2 separate regions of the Homo sapiens genome follow, and region 2 is linked to region 1. A link is an interaction called in ENCODE POLR2A ChIA-PET data of the cell type or tissue named here. Cell type or tissue: A673. All regions are shown on one strand. Links, peaks and the distances in the headings refer to the core of each region. The heading gives the core; the rest is flanking DNA.

Region 1 (2,917 bases), core at 166-2,665:
TATAGAGTAGTGGTTTGCTGAATGAGACAGCAGTATGGAGTAGTGTGACTGGCATAGCAGTATGGTTTAGTGTTTTCTTGAATGATGTAGCAGTATGGTGTAGAGGTTTGCTGAATGAATGGTACAGCAGTATGATATAGGGGTTTTCTGAGTGGCTTAGTGGTATGGCATAGTTTGTTGAATGGTGCAGCAGAATGGAGTAGTGGTTTGTTGAATGGTGCATCAGTCTGATGTACAGGTTTATTTGAATGGTATAGCAGTATGGCATGGCAGTTTTTCGAACGGCTCTGCAGTATGAAGTGGGAAGTCTGACGTGTGTATATTTCTTTTTTGTCACTTAGGAGCCTTGTGATCTTGGGAAAGTTACTTAATCTTTCTGTGCCTCACTTTATACTCTATAAAATGGGGGTAACAACATCATAGTGTTGCTGAGCATCAAATGAATGATGTGCACAAAATAATTAGCACGGTTCCCGATACATTATAAAATGCTTCATGAACGTTAACTGAAACAATAATTATGTAACAAAATTTGTTATTGTTGTGTGTGGTTTAGTTCAGTTACTTTGACTAGTTAATGTGTCAGAATAAAGAAAAAACACACTCCAAGTTCTACTTCCATCTAAGGAAAAAGAATTTGAATTCTTGTTCACTATATGTTTGAATAATGCAAGGAAGAATCCAAGCAAAACCTTGCTGTGTCATGGGAGAAGGTTAGGCATTTTCTGGTGAATTTTTCAGATCAAATTCTTGTTTTCTTTTTTCTTTCTCTTGTACTCTGGCACAGCTTTCCTGGATTCTTGCTGCTGTTGCTGAGTGCTGGGGAGTAAGTCACCATCTGCAAGAAGGCACGTGTAGATGAGATGGAGTTAAAAAATCTAAGTGGCACTATGAAAGGTCATCACTAGTTAACAGGAAAAGGAATGGGCATTCGTCCCTGCTTGGCAGCCAATCTTGGCCCTTGGCAAGCATCCATTGTGAGTTTGGCAAGTGGCAGAAGTGGGCATGTCATCCTGACTCTTCTTCACCCCACACCCTCCTCCCATGCCCAGGGCCAGTGTGAAGGTCACATGTCTTTCTTTTGAGTCATCCCCGTGTTTAGGCTGCCTGTGTCCAAGCTAACTAGGGAGACTGACTATCGGAACTGTAACAAGATCCCCACCTTGACATGAAAGGCAAAGGACTTCATTTTAGCAGGAATGAGGAATGGTTAAATCTGCATAGGAGGCAAGATCAGCATCAACAGTGATGCCATGTTGATAATATGTACCATGATAATGATGTGATGAGAATGGCACTTTACTTCTGCGGTTTTTCTCCTCAAAAGCCATCACCCTGTTATTCATGAGAAAAACAGCAGACAAATCCCAATAGAGGGACACCCTACAAAATACACGACTGGCACTCCTTAAAACTCTCAGGGCCATCAAAAGCAAGGGATGTCTGAGAAACTGTCACAGCCAAGAGGAGCCTAAGGAGACATGATGACGGATGTAGCACGGCTTCCTGGAGGGGATCCTAGAACAGAAAAGGACATTAGGCAAAAACTAAGGGAGTCTGAATAAAGTGTGAACTTTAGTTAATAATAATAATGTATTGGTTCATTAATTGTGACAAATGTACCATGCTAACATAAGATGTTAATAATAGGGAAAAGTGGGTGTGGGAATATGAAAGCTCTTTGTATTATTGCCATAATTTTTATGTAGGTCTAAGACGATTCTAAAATTAAAATGTTTATTTTTAAAACTTTGCATAAGACAGGTCTGCATTACACCTTAGCCTGTTAACCCAGGGTGTCTCCAGGAAGTAGACGGGGTGGGGGTGGGGAGCTGCCACTTCGAGCCCCTACTGTGTGCAGGGTTAGGGGCTGGAGAGATTGAGGAGAATGAAAGGCACACGCTTGCCCTCACAGCGTTTAGAGTCCAGCAGGGAAGGGCTTTTGATACTTCTATAATATTTGAATTTTTCTCCCACGGACATGACCTACTTTCAAAATCTGATTTTTTATGAAAAAAAAAAAGGTACAACATAAAGCTAAATACAAGTGAGAAAGAGCAGATTCTCCTTATAAATGTTAACGTGGATTGGGTGTGGTAGCTCACACCTGTAATCCCAGCACTTTAGGAGGCGGAGGTGCGAGGATTGCTTGACCCCAGGAGTTTGAGACCAGCCTGGGCAACTTAGGGAGACCTCATCTCTACAGAAATAAAAAATTAGCCAGGCATGGTGGCACACGTCTATAATCCCAGCTACTCAGTAGGCTGAGGAGGTGGGAAGATGGCTTGAGCCCAGGAGTCTGAGGCTGCAGTGAGCCACGATCAAGCCACTGCACTATAGCCTGGGTGACAGAGTGAGACCGTGTCAGAAGGAAAGGGAAGGAAAGGAAAAGTAAAGGGAATGGAGGGGAGGGGAGGGGTGGGGAGGGAAGCACAGGGCCCCCAAAAATTAAAAAAAAAAAAAAAATTAGCAGATTTCCTTGGACACACTGCTACCTATTCTTGGACTATGGTTTTTAAATTTCTTTTTAGGTCTAGACTAGAGTTCTGTCAGTTGAGAATGATGTTTCCCAAACTTACTTAAACTTGACCACAGAATACATTAAAAATAATACAATCTTGACAGAACAACAGCAGATATGCATATGCTCTAATGCAAACTTGTATTAAAGAAGGCCAGGAAAAGGGCCACCTAGATGAATTTCCTTAAGGAAAAAAGTTCAGTCAAAACATCTTTTATCTCACACGTTCTTATAAAACTTTTAAAATGAGTTTTTAAATCTATTTTGTGTCTTTTATATATTTCTTAAATATTTTCTATCTTTTAGAAATCACTTATCTCCATGTTGGAAACAGCATCATTGTGGCTAAGAGGTGTATGAAGCACAGCTTTGGATCTACGCTTTCAGTGCAGTGTG
Region 2 (2,917 bases), core at 217-2,716, 100 kb before region 1:
TGTGGTTTATGTGCTGCTGCAACCCCGTGTTAAGACAAAATACAAGTATATAAGAAAATGAGTCACAGTTAAAATATGTGAACACAGACACGCTCGCTTATACTAGGTCTTAATCCAAGCAGGAGTCAAGATAGCACACACATACGCATGAGCCATGCACAATTCTGTGCGGGCAAGGGGCTAGCAGTACAGTCCCACTTTGTGACAGCTGTATGGGTGACACAAGAGGCCTATGCCTCACTGACCTGCACGAGTGACTCCCAGCTCAAATCTCAGCTCTACCTACAAAGCAAGCTGGTTGTTTCCGTCTAGCCTAGAAGCTGAGGTACAGAAGGCTGGCAGGAGGGATAAGACGGAGGGATGGAATTATTCTGTTTGCACCTGCTCTGACAAGCCAGGAAAGGCCACTAAGCTAGGTCTACCAGGGCAGCTTCCTCTCTCTGTAGTGGTACTGGTCCTGGGCCCTGCACAGCTGCGTGCATGCACGTGGAGTCTGCATACAGGACCCTTGGAGTCAGCCTTTCTCTCCTTCCTCAAGCTCACTCCACCCTAGTGGGAATGCTGTTTCCTGCAGTGTGGAGAGGAACTCATTGTGGAGTTCCTCAAAGTGAGGAACTCAAAGCAACCTCTCTCCACACTGCAGGAAACAGCATTCCCAGTAGGGTGGAGCAGCTGGCCCAGCCTGCCCAGGTCAAGCAAGGCTCCTCCCTACACTTTAGTTGGCCCCAAGTTGGAAAACAAAGCCCCTCCCTTCCTCTAGCTGGAGTACGGTCCCAGGAAGGCCCTCAGTCAGCTCAGCCCTGGCCCAAGCACATGTAAATTGTGTCCTCTGCTGCTGAAGATATGGTCAGGTTATAAGGTTGTAGGAATTCAAAGAATTGTTTTAGAAAACTCCTTCCAGACTAGCCTCAGGCTCAGACCATGGATATCCCTCTGCTTCTTCATGAAGAGATTAGAAAGGTGCAGCCAACCAGATATGCTAGAAGGCAGGAGTTCAGCCAAGGTTAACGTTAGACTTAGGGATGACAACTATATAATTTATCCTCCAATTCAGGACACTTCTGAGACTGAAAGGGGACCTATTATTATGCCAGAACAACAGGCACAAACTGGGACGCAGTCATCCTAAATCTAGGACCAAGTTAACAAAAATCCACATTAGTATTTTCAAAATAACAAAATCTTAATGAAAAAGAAACAAGAAAACTAAAACCAAACCCAAATACATACACACGCACACAAACTGACGTCAGAGTTTTTGTTTGTTTTTTGAGACGGTCTCGGTCTGTGGCCCAGGCTGGAGTGCAGTGGTGTGATTTTGGCTCACTGTAGCCTCTGCCTGCCGGGTTCCAGTGATCCTCCTGCTAGTGCATGCCACCACACTCAGCTAATTTTTTATGTTTTTTTTTTTTTTTTCTGTAGAGACGAGGTCTCACTATATTGCCCAGGCTGGTCTGGAACTCCCGGGCTCAAGCGATCCTCCAGCCTCAGCATCCCAAAGTGCTGGGATTAATAGTGTGAGCCAAGGTGCCTGGCCTAGATTTCTATTTAAATACCATCAAAATGCCCTATTGTAGATTCTGGAGTCAGTACAATTTCAGCTCAGATCTTTAAATAGTGGTGCAGTCCAATAGGACTTTATGTGGTGATGGAAGTGTTCTACATCTGCACTGTTCTACGTGGTAGCCACTAGACAAATGTGATGGTTGAACATGCAGAATGTGGCTAGTGCAAATAAAAAAATCTGAGTCTTTAATTTTACTTCAATAGCCATACATAACTAGAGGCGTCATAATAGTGCAAGTCTGTATTTATAATCCCTGAGACATTTGGAAAATTATATTGCAAATCACCCTAAAGTATTTTTGTTTTTAATTAAGAAAAAACTTTTTTTTGAGGGGGGGGGGTCTTGCTATGTTGCTCAGGCTGTACTCGAACTCCTGGGCTCAAGCAATCTTCCTGTCTCAGCTTCCAGAGTAGCTGGGATAAAAGACTTGTCCCACTGCACCTGCCAGCCCAAAACCTAAAGTATTTTTGATTTGAGATAAATATATTGTATCTTCAAGCTCCATTTGGCCTGGGAAATAATTCATGCATTTTACAAAGCGTTCCGCTTTAAGAATGTGAAGCTCTAATTAGATTTCAGGTATAATAGTCAACTGAGCTATAACATACCAGACATTGGTTATTTGAGATTTTACTTTGTAATCGAGTAATTTAGCCACACTCTTGTGAGGGAACAAGCCAGAGCCAGGACCGCATATTACCCGGTAAAGCTGCAGAGAAGACTTGAGACTTGTAAGATTGGACCTGGCTGCAGTCCCGTGGTCAGTAACATCTGCAACATTATACAGCCAGCAGATCAGCTCTTCCAGCTGACAGCAAAATGTCTGCAGAGACAAATAAAAGGACACATGGTGTTACTGATCGAACAGCTATTTATGTTATCAAAAGGCTAAAAATATCAGGAGGACTTGGAGACAGACTGTGCACCTTCAGTTTCCTCTCTCCTCCTTGCTCACCTGTCCCGACTCCACGACTCTGTACCTCCCTCTGCCAAAGCAATGAAAACCACAGCCTGGTGTGACATCAAAAATGACAGGCTGAGAAAACCCAGCCTTGCAGGTAGGAATGGAGCAGCCCAGAAGAGGCGTGCCTGCCATGGAAACCAATTCTTGGATCAGCACCATTACTAACTAGAATCAGCATCTTGGAGCCAGATACGTCCATGTTTCTCTGGAAAAGTGAACGTAAAATAAATGACTAAAATCATGACTAACCTGAAGCTATAGCGAAGAACAACTTTACCTCATGGCATCTCAATCTTTTATCAGTAAAGAGGGGTCCATGATAACGTGTCCTACCTACCTCACAAGACAAAATAACCACGTCACCTCCTGGGAAGGTGAAAGCCCCC

The links. ChIA-PET counts read pairs that join two places held together with the same protein. Peaks named below come from ENCODE experiments on the same cell type or tissue, not always from the same donor. Only the 100,000 strongest peaks of a DNase experiment are listed, where the experiment ranks them.
Region 2: POLR2A ChIA-PET joins it to region 1 with 6 read pairs; 5 of 35 experiments call an interaction of 5 or more read pairs at or near these places.

The regions. Positions count from the first base shown.
Region 1 is chr2:64,973,599-64,976,515 of GRCh38, reverse strand. No RefSeq gene overlaps it. Among named protein-coding and RNA genes, the nearest start is that of SLC1A4, 14 kb to the left of the region's middle. In A673, for the core only: no CTCF peak of the experiment used is centred there; no DNase peak of the experiment used is centred there.
Region 2 is chr2:65,073,755-65,076,671 of GRCh38, reverse strand. It overlaps CEP68 (centrosomal protein 68), which reads right to left. Exons shown (of 7, transcript NM_015147.3): 4 at 2,268-2,390. Among named protein-coding and RNA genes, the nearest start is that of CEP68, 19 kb to the right of the region's middle. In A673, for the core only: no CTCF peak of the experiment used is centred there; no DNase peak of the experiment used is centred there; H3K27ac peaks cover 810 bases.